Linked DNA regions of Homo sapiens: region 1 is linked to region 2. Evidence: read pairs that join two places in POLR2A ChIA-PET (ENCODE). Cell type or tissue: B cell. All regions are shown on one strand. Each heading gives the region's core, and the rest is flanking DNA. Links, peaks and the distances in the headings are about the cores only. Region 1 has its middle 32 kb from the start of STRBP. Region 2 overlaps STRBP (spermatid perinuclear RNA binding protein).

Region 1 (5,377 bases), core at 169-5,168, 65 kb after region 2:
TTTTGAAGTTAAAGAGAAAATAAAGCACTTTATAAAGCTGGTTCCCAACTATCTTTTCAATTCTGACTCACATGGCTTCCGAATCGTGTTTTCTTTTTAAGCATATCCTATCTATTATGTGGTTTGATTGTCACAACAGACCCATGGTACATATCATTATTATCATTTCCATTTTACACATCAGGAAACTTGAATTCATGAATTCTGGTCTTCAATGCATCAAATTCACGATGAGAAAAGACCATAGCCAATGGTAGTACAAATGCTAAGAAAATAGCACCCTCTATTCTGCTAGTGAGAGAATAAATCCATACAAGCCTTCTAGGGAGCAATTTGACAATAACATATCAACATTCTTTAAAATCTGCATATCCTTTATCCTAGCAATTCCTTTTCTGGAAATTTATCCCAAGGACATAATTAAGGATGTGCACAGAGTTTCAGCTACAAGGATATTCATTTAAGAAGATGCTTACGATACTAAAAAATTGGAAACCACTGAAGTATCCAAGAATAGAAAATTACTTAAATAAATTATGTTCCATTCATACAAGAGAATACTATAAAGTCATTAAGTAGCAGTGAAAAGGCATATTTAATGGCAGGGAACACAATTCATGATACATTTTTAAAAGTAGGTCACAAACAGGCCTAGTGCAGTGGCACATGCCTATAATCCCAGTACTTTGGGAGGCCGAGGCAGGAGGATCACTTGAGCCTAGGCATTCGAGGCTGCAGTGAGCTATTATTACGGCACTGCACTCTGGCCTGGGTGACAGAGTAAAACTCTGTCTCTGGGGAAAAAAAAAAAAAGTAGGTCACAAACAGTCCATATTACATGAGTCCATTTTTGTTTTTGTTTTTTAACATATTTAGGCCGGGTTGCAGTGGCTCACACCTGCAATCCCAGCACTTTGGGAGGCCAAGGCAGGCAGATCACTTGAGGTTGGGAGTTCAAGACCAGCCTGGCCAACATGGCGAAACCCCGTCTCTACTAAAAACACAAAAATTAGCCGGGCGTGGTGACACGTGCCTGTAGTCCCACCTACTTGGGAGGCTGAGGCAGGAGAATTGCTTGAACCCAGGAGGCAGGGGTTGCAGTGAGCCAAGATCACACCACTGCACTCTAGCCTGGATGACAGAGAGATCCTGTCTCAAAAACAAAAAACAAAAACAAAAACATATGTAATATGCTTTTTTTAAAAATGGAAGAAAAACACACCAAAATGTTCATACTAATTACCCCTAGCGACTGAGAATACAGGAGATTTTTTTTTCATTTTCTCCTTTTCTTAGCTGTATTTTCACGACTCCCTCCGGCTAAATTTCTTACAATGAAAATGCATCGCTTTGAATAAGACAAAAATTGTATTGATTTGTTTTCAAGAAGATGCATCTTCTTATTCCTCCCCCGAAGCAAGTTTTGTAGTCTTGCCTATGTGCCTCCTTTCCTCCTAGATCAATGACCTATCCATAGCTACCCCGGCATTCTATAAAGCCAGCTCCTCCAGGAAGTCTGCCATGATCTCTGCTGGCTGCTGGGCTTCCTAGCTTACATTCAGCTTTCTGTCTGCTTGCACGGTAGTGTGACACTTACTGCCAAAGCCTGCTGGGATATGGCTTATCAGCCCAGGAAGCTTAAGGCATCCCCAAAGCGGCTGCTCAGTCCCTGTTTCTTTAAATAGATCTGGCTGCTTACAAAGCAGGTATTGGAGTGCCTAAAAGCCCAGCGGCCTTCAGAAGCCCCTGCCTCTGGCATTCGCTGGAGACTTTCCCACTCAACTGGTGTCACTCTGTTCTTCATGCTCAGCTTACAGAAGCCTTGGCTCGGTCTCAATGCTTCCCGCACCCTGTGGCTCCCCTTGCCCCGGCCACTGGTCTACATGTGCTTTGGAGTTCACCTTCCGGTTGCATTGATGCTCCAGATAATAATCAAAGCCATCTCCCCCAGGCCCTCAAACCCTGCGCCACTCACCCACACAAAGACAGGGGATGATAAAAACCATAGTTCTTGTGTGCTAAGCACCTGCTATATGCTTGGCACTTTACATGCCTATCTCCTTTACTCTGTAAAAATAACAACCGTAGCTATCATTGAGTCCTTTTTCTGTGCCAGCTACTGTACTCTTTATATGCATCTGCATTTCCCAGAGTATGAAAGAGAGGCTCAGAGGAGTAAAGTGAGTTGTCCAAGGTCACAGAGCTAGTAAGGAAGTGGTGGTGCCTCGTTTCAAACCAACCCTTGTCTGACTGCCAGCCTCATGCCCCTAATCCCTACCCTGTGCTGCTCTTATAACCACCCTGTGGGATAGGCAGGAAAGATGAGAAAACTGGGTTTCAGCAAGGTTAAATCTCAGTTCAGGGTCATTTTAACACAGCGTCAGAGGGACCTGAGAGCTTGCAGTGAGAAGATGCTGGTCTGGGTAAGGAACTGGGTGAATAGGAAGGTCACAGAAGGTGAGAGTCTGGTGTGGGTGAGGAATGGGGCTAGGTCCTCCACCAGGGAGGCAGGGATCCAAGGCTGGGCTCTAATCCTGGCAGGAGAAGTGCAGGCTGGGAAGGCAGCTTCCCAGGGCTCCCCTCCACCCCGGAAACACTACCCACCCATCTGGGACAGCATAGCCATTTCTCGATCATATCTGCCATTGTCCTTTGTCCCGGGGCTCAGGGACCATGTGGGGTTGTGTGTGCTGACAGAGGTGGAGGAGGGGGACTCAGGGCCTCTGGTGTCTGGGAGGCTCAGATAGGCCAGGGTGTTCTCTGTTCACCTGCTGGACACTGGGCTGCTATGCTCAGGGGCAATGGCTCATACCACATCTCCTCTATCTGGAGTGTAATAAAAAGATCCAGGTGCCTAAGGCAGCAAGGTGAATCTGGGCCCCAAAGTTCTCGGCTCAAGTCCTGGTCTACCACTGACTTGCCTGGGACTTCAGGTACATCACTTTCTGTCTTGGCATTGTAACAGCTCCTGTTGGGGCTGTGGAGCACTGGTGTGTGGGTAAGTGTTGTGAGAAGTAGAGTCAAGAGTAGCTGGTGTCAGCTGCCACGGTAGCTGCGATCCTAGCACTTTGGGAGGCCAAGGCAGGTGAATCTCTTGAACTCAGAAGTTCAAGACCAGCTGGAACAACATGGCAAAACCCTGTCTCTACAGAAAATACCAAAAATTAGCCAGGCATGTTGGTGTGCGCCTATAGTCCCAGCCACTCTGGAGACTGAGGCTGGAGGATTGCTTGAACCCAAGAAGTTGAGGCTGCAGTAAGCTGTGATTGTGCCACTGCACACTCCAGCCTGGGTAACAGAGTGAGACCCTGTCAAAAAAAAAAAAAAAAAAAAAAAAAAAAAAAAAAAAAAAAAGCAGGTATGTGACTTTGGAAAACAGTCTGGCAGTTCATCTAAAAGTTAAACATAGCATCCCTGTATGGCCCAGCGGATGCACTCCTAGGTATACACCCAACAGAAATGAAAACACATGTTCACACAAAAACTTTTACACGACTGTTCATAGCAGCGTTATCCACAGTAGTCAAAAAGTGGAAATAACCCAAAGCCACCAACCAATGAACGGATACCAAAATGCAGTATTTCCACATAATAGAATATTATTCAGCCATAAAAAAGAATGAAGTACTGATGAGTGTTATGACATGGAAGAATCTTGAAAACAGAAGCTAGGCACGAAAGGTCACATACTGTATGATTCCATTTTTATGATTGGCCAGAATAGGCCAATCCACAGAGACAGAAAGTAGGAGCAGGGGAAATTGGGGGAAGGGACAGCTAATGGGTACAAGGTTTCTTTTGGGGTATTGAAAATGATCTGGAAATAGTGATGATGGGTGCACAACCTTATGAATAGAATAAAAACCACTGAATTGTACACTTTAAGGAAGAATTTAAATGATAGGAGAATGGTTTGTTTTTGTTTTTGAGACAAAGTCTTGCTCTGTCACCCGGGCTGTCGTGCAGTGGTGCGATCTCAGCTCACTGCAACTTCCGCCTCCCGGGTTCAAGCGATTCTCCTGCCTTAGTTTCCTGCGTAGCTGGGACTACAGGCACCCACCAACACGCCCGGCTAATTTTTGTATTTTAGTAGAGACAGGGTTTCACCATGTTGGCCAGGCTGATCTTGAACTCCTGACCTCAAGCGATCTGCCCGCCTCCGCCTCCAAAGTGCTGGGAGAATGTTTTTAAAAGAGAGAATAGCGAGCATTTCCTTCTCCAGATTCCATGCTAAGCACTTCCCATGTGCCTTGTGTAATCCCCACATCAAACCTAGAAGAGAAGAACCCTCATTATGCTTATTTCATAGGTGAGGAAACTGAGGCAGGGAGCGGTTCAATAGCTTCCCCAAGGTGGCACAGCTCTGGTGCCACATGCAAATGCAAGGTCAGTGTGGACGGCATTGCACCTCCACTGAGACCACAGGGTACTTTGTACAAGCTTTTCCTGTGGACAGTCTCCTTGTTCATCTTCCCTATCAGCCCATGCGGGCCTGGAGAGCAGACACCTTATTCAGCGACTCCCCACAACACAGCTCAAGGCCTGGCTCATAGACGTCTGTTGAATGGAAGGAGCACTGCACTATCTTTGCCCTCTCGGCTGGTTTGCAGAGAAATCGACTTTTCACAAAAGCACAGCATCCGCTGTGAAATCTTCAGGCTGCCAGAGGCTGCTTCACGCTCACCCTGAGGTTGCTGAGATGAGAGGCAAGAACCACCTCAAGTCGAGACAAAATGCATTTGTGGTTTTGAAGGAAAGTCGTTAGAAGACAAAGTCTGTCTTCCAAGGCCAAGGTTGCTCCAATTCCGTTTACTTAAAGTAGAAAGAAGACAATCCCTGCCCCGATGGGTCTGCGCTGGCTTGTAGGAAGGAGAGATTTTGCTGAGTATCCAACACTAACCGCAGGAGAGAGCAGAGGGGAGACAGTGGGAGCCAAAGCAAACATTCTGAAGTCAGAGATAATGGGAGAAGGTAAGAGGAAGAATAGGCTTGGAGGCCAAGCAGGAAGCAGGTCTGAAAGGAAGGGTGGGAAGGCAGGAAGCGTCCCGAGCACTTATGAGAAGATGGCCCTCCAGAGTCTGAGGGGGAGGTCTTGGAGGAACCTGGGCTGGCTGAGCTGGAGTCACAGCTGGCCTGGCCAAGACTCCTCCAACAGTCTGCTCCTGGGCCTCCCTGACTTGGGCCTCTCCCTGTCCTGTCATCCTCCATTTGAACCCAAAGTGTCCTTTCAACACACAGATTGTTCCTGTCCCAAAACCCTTCCACGGCTCCCCACTGAGAAGCATTCAGACGAGGCACTCCAGGCCTCAGGGTCCAAATGAAGTCGCAGGCCAGGTGCGGTGGCTCATGCCTGTAATCCCAGCACTTTGGGAGGCCA
Region 2 (5,377 bases), core at 87-5,086:
AAGACCGATTATCTGTAGAAGACAGCTGATTCTTATTTGCAACTAAAAGCTCCAAATAAAACACTACGTTTTTAGACATCTCTTCTATTTATCCTACTAGCACCATGAAGGCAGAAACTGTGTCTTACTCATCTCTCTATCTGCAAGACTAGCAAAGACCCTGAAAAATGCCAGATGCTCAATTAATGACTGTCATCCATGGCACACTAACAGTTATACATTTTTATGTATGTAAATTTTTTCCTCCTTTTTAAAGACAGGGTCTTGCTTTGTCATCTATGCTGGGAGTGCAGTGGCGTGAACATAGCTCATGGCAGCCTAGTACTCCTGGGCTCAAGTGATCCTCTCACATCAGCTTCCCAAGTAGCTGGACTACAGGCGCATACCACCACATCTGGCTAATTTCTTTATTTTTTTAGAGATGGGGGGGTCTCACTACGTTGCCCAGGCTAGTCTCAAACCCCTGGCCTCAAACAATCCTCCCGCATCAGCTTCCCAAGAGTCATTAGGGTTACAGGCCTGAGCCCCTATGCCAGGCTTATGTATATAAATTTGAACTTTAAGAAGTGTTAACAAGTATCAAACTCCAGCTAATTATATGTATGTCAAAATGTTTAGGGGTAAACTGTAAGGATGTCTGCAGCTTATTTTGAAATGAAGCAAAAAGTAAGATGTAATGAAGGTTAAATAGTGGAGTGAATAGATGCATAGATGTAAGATACAGTTAATGAAAGATAATGTTAATTGCAGAATATAGGCTGCACTAATTGCAGAATATATGGAGGTTCACTATACAACTCTTCCAACTTTTTGCATGTTTAAGCTTTTTCATAATAAAATGTTTGGAGAAAAATGTAACAGCAATACATCTGCATTGATTTACATGGGAAAGTCTACATAAATAAACATGCTCATGTTAGCTCATTTCACTGCCCTCTGCCATGAAATGGGAATTCAAAGAACTTTAATAATAGGTGACTCTCCTTTCATTGCACAGTACATTTTCAAAGTGTTTTGTCTTTTCAGTTCACATGCTTCTTTTAAAGTGACAACAGCAAGGCACAATTAAAATGTAAAACTAGGCCGGGCGCGGTGGCTCACGCCTGTAATACCAGCACTTTGGGAGGCCAAGGCGGGCAGATCACGAGGTCAGGAGATTGAGACCATCCTGGCTAATACGGTGAAATCCCGTCTCTATTAAAAATACAAAAAAATTAGCCAGGCGTGGTGGCGGGCGCCTGTAGTCCCAGCTACTCAGGAGGCTGAGGCAGGAGAATGGCATGAACCCGGGAGGCAGAGTTTGTGGTGAGCAGAGATCACACCACTGCACTCCAGCCTGGGCGACAGAGCGAGACGCCGTGTCAAAAAAAAAAAAAAAAAAAGAAGTAAAACTAAATACTTCTAATTTCATGTCTCCTTTAAAACTAGTTTTGGAAAACATTAAAATTAGATAGGCTAATTCAAACCAGTTTTCTGTTACCAAGACTATTCAGAAGACAAAAAAAAAAAAGAGCTGGCAACTTTAATACTGTTAAGTTTCTCTTCACAAGACAGAAAAAACTGAGAATCACAGACTGTTAAAACTGGTCAAAAAGACTAATACTGTACAGGATCCTTACTTCCCAAAAAGAAAACTAAGACCCAAAGAGATAAAATATCCTGCCCAAGACCACCAAGTAACTTTGTAGCAAGGCTCAGACTCAAAACCTGGACTTATCACTAAAAATCTAGTGTTCTTCCCATCCTAGTTGGTAGTCTTAAATCCTGTTTTGTTTTGTTTTTTCAAAAGTAATAGTATATAAAGTGCCTAGTCTCAGCATAAACATTTTGTATTTGTTCAGGCCGAGCGAGGTGGCTGATGCCTGTAATCCCAGCACATTGGGAAGTTGAGGGAAGCAGATCACTTGAGGTCAGGAGTTCAAGACCAGCCTGGCCAAGATGGTAAAACCCTACCTCTACTAAAAATACAAAAATTAGCCAGGCATGGGGGTGCACACCTGTTATCCCAGCTACTTGGGAGGCCAAGGCAGGAGACTCGCTTGAACCTGGGAGGCAGAGGTCGCAGTCAGCTGAGCCTGGGCAACACAGACTCCATCTCAAAAAATAAAAAAAAAGTTTAAAAAAATTTTTTTTGTATCTGTTCAACTGGCTTTTTTTTTGGGGGGGGGGGGTACTGGGTATTCAGGTTATAAATACAAGTGAACACCGGAAACACATTACAACCAGTATTCAAATGACATACCTTATGTAACCACTGAAACTGAACTTCACTAAAATGACCTGAAAGTGTTTTTCCATCAATTTAGGCAAATAAAGAGGCAATGACAGAATTTTAACAACACACTTGCCAGCATTCCTTGTCTGTGGTAGAAGGCCAAAATTTTGCATGTAACTTTTCTAAAAAGTAGGTAACACAAAGCTACAGAAGTTGAAGGATAAGCCTTTTTTAATTTAGGTTTTTTTTTTTCATTTTGCAAATAAATCAATATGTGTATGTTAAAATAATGGATTACAGAGATACAGATAACTGTATCCTTGCAAAACCACTGAAAGAATGCTAGTCCCAGTTAGACTTCACTGAATTTATGATACAACCACTTTTATTTCTATTGTGATTGTCAGACAACTGAAAATCTAATTAAAATCTGTATGAACTAAGAGCAACTTCAGGAAAAAAAAAAAAAAAAAAGTTATCCCAAAGACAACTGAAAATCTAAGTAGAATCTGGATGAAGAGACAAGTTCAGCAAAAAAAAAAAAAAAAAAAAAAAAAAAAAAAAGTTATCCCAGAGAGCTATTGGTTGGTCATTAACCACATGCAAAAAGAATGGCACTCTTTGTCTGATCTCTTCCCTTTCATAGCAAAACTGAAGCTGTAAAGAATGTCTAAAGGGTAGTCTATGGAAAATTAAATTGAAGTCATGTTATTTCTATCTATTAAAATTCAGCTATACTAAAGTCACTTCTGAAATGATTTAGGAATAGAGCGCTCAGCAAAATAAACTTCCAAGAAAAATAATCAAAAATAAGAACACCAGAATGAGTTTGCTACCTGTTCTATTAAAATAGGAATGTGTAAAAGGCTCCATCTTACTTTCTGATTAATAATCCATCTGCACAAATACTTAATATGTGTCATAGTCCACAGCTTCCAATCTCTAAATCAGATTACCACAAACTCTACAACTTAACATGCACTAGCAAGAACATTTCAACACACTTTGAATACAAAAATACTCAAAATACTGAGGAATGGTACCTTACCTTCTAGTGTCAGCAAGGAGAAAGGACTCCTCCAGCTGCTCTAAAGTAGAAAATGTTCCCAATTTCTTGAGTACCATATAGTATAAAGTGGTTTTATCACATAGTACAGCAAAATTATTGGTGAAATTATATGAACACTGTATTTCACAATACATGCTACTTACTAAGAAAAAAACATTAAGTGCCCCAATATTTAATTTCTATTTTTATTTCCTATTTTATTTCTATTTCATTTGCTCATTTTACATGTCACTTTACCGTAAGCAAGTCTATAAAAGTATAATTTTTAAAGAGAGTAAAATCTCTGCTACCCGGTATTACATAAACTGACATATCTAAAACATGGCGTCATTTGTGAACATCATGATGACAGTGAGGCAATACAAGTTCTTAACGTACTTTCTGAATCTTCAAAATGACATCAAATTATCAATAATTCTCATCAAATGATAGTAATTTGCCAGCATAGTATATTGGACATTGGTGATATTAGACACCCTAAGAAAGGATACAAGAGTAGTGACCACAGTAAATATAAAAATTGAATAGGATTTTCTAAAAAAAAAAAAAAAAGTGTGTCATACAAACTTCACTGACTCTGGAGCCATGATGTCTGGATTTAAGTCCCAGCTCTTCAACTTTCTAGCTGGTTTCATTCAATGTTTAACCACCTATGTCTCGATTTTCTCCTTTACGAAGGGAATACCATCACTTACTTTATCTACTTACCTTTATAAGAAGCAACAGTTGAGGCCAGGCACAGTGGCTCGTGCCTGTAATCCCAGCACCTTGGGAGGCTGAGGCAGGCGGATCACTTGCGTTCAGGAGTTCGAGACCAGCCAGGTCAACATGGCAAAACCCCGTCTCTACTAAAAATACAAAAATTAGCTGGGCGTGGTGGCGCACACCTGTAATTCCAGCTACTCGGGAGGCTGAGGCAGGAGAATCACTTGAACCCAGGAGGCAGAGGTTGTAGTACAGAGCCGAGATTGAGCCTCTGCACTCCAGCCTGGGCAACAGAGCCAGACTCCATCTCAATAACAACAACAAAAAAGCAAGAGTTGAATGTGTGTAATAATACTTTGCAAACCACAGCAGTGAGCTATTCTAACATTCCTACTGAAATCTACAGTGTTACAGCTGCGGCAGAAAATTGCTAACTACCAAAATCCACCCTGTTTCTTCCAAATAACAGAGTTGTAGCTAGGACAAGGCTCTCACCTTTACATTCTGTAACTGAAAATGCACTCCCAAGAACATTTCAACACTGATGAAATACTCAAAATAGTACAGAATGACACCTTACCTCTTAGTGTCAGCAAAGAGAAAGAACACTCCAATTCCCAATCCCCTGCAGCTAGATGAGGCAATGAGACTAAGCCTTCAGCAATGGGAGGAGAAATTATATTTGTACAACTTTCACCTCACTTGCTTAAGACAAAATTTCTTACCCTGTGCTTCCAACAAGAACAACCTTGAAAGCTGTGCATTCGAGATGATACAGTCCCCATTCACCTACGTCCCCAAATGCCTGCATAAAGGACAGCCACATGCTGATGTGGAACACCTGCTCTCAACTACTGTGCGCTGAATTCTGGGGTTTCAGCCATTGTATTTCAGGGCTCTATTTCAGCAACTGGGTTACTTAAGTAATACAATGGCAAACCCCTTACAGCGGGAGAAAGGTGCAACTATAAAATCCCAAACAGGCACAAGCTTTTAATGCCTTCACACAAGGTAACACATAAAAAGTAAAGTTCTCAATAGGACAGTTTCCCAGAAAGGTGTTACCTCAGGGGAGTGTTAAAGCATAGTAGATAAGAGAATAGGCCCTAAAGTCAGATTGCCTGGGTTCAAATCCCTTCTCCACCACTTGCCACCTGTGTAACCTTGAGATCGGAACTTAACCTTTCTGTCTCTGTAAAATGAGAATAAAAGCAGGACTCACCTCACTTAATTGTTGTGATGTTTAAATGAAAAGAAAACTCCACAGTTTAAAGCTGCTTAGCAAAGTGCATAGCACACAGCAGTAACAGTAAACGTTAGCATTTCTTATTTAAAATTTGGCCAAATGAGGTAGCTCACGCCAGTAATCCCAGCACTTTGGGAGACCA

What was found. ChIA-PET counts read pairs that join two places held together with the same protein. Peaks named below come from ENCODE experiments on the same cell type or tissue, not always from the same donor. Only the 100,000 strongest peaks of a DNase experiment are listed, where the experiment ranks them.
Region 1: POLR2A ChIA-PET joins it to region 2 with 12 read pairs; 3 of 35 experiments call an interaction of 5 or more read pairs at or near these places.

The regions. Positions count from the first base shown.
Region 1 is chr9:123,298,107-123,303,483 of GRCh38, forward strand. No RefSeq gene overlaps it. Among named protein-coding and RNA genes, the nearest start is that of STRBP, 32 kb to the left of the region's middle. In B cell, for the core only: no CTCF peak of the experiment used is centred there; no DNase peak of the experiment used is centred there.
Region 2 is chr9:123,232,838-123,238,214 of GRCh38, forward strand. STRBP (spermatid perinuclear RNA binding protein) reads right to left here. Exons shown (of 19, transcript NM_018387.5): 2 at 3,993-4,129. Among named protein-coding and RNA genes, the nearest start is that of STRBP, 33 kb to the right of the region's middle. RefSeq lists an enhancer at 1,058-1,137. In B cell, for the core only: no CTCF peak of the experiment used is centred there; DNase peaks (open chromatin) are centred at 1,464, 1,824 and 2,174; H3K4me3 peaks cover 1,663 bases; H3K27ac peaks cover 3,870 bases.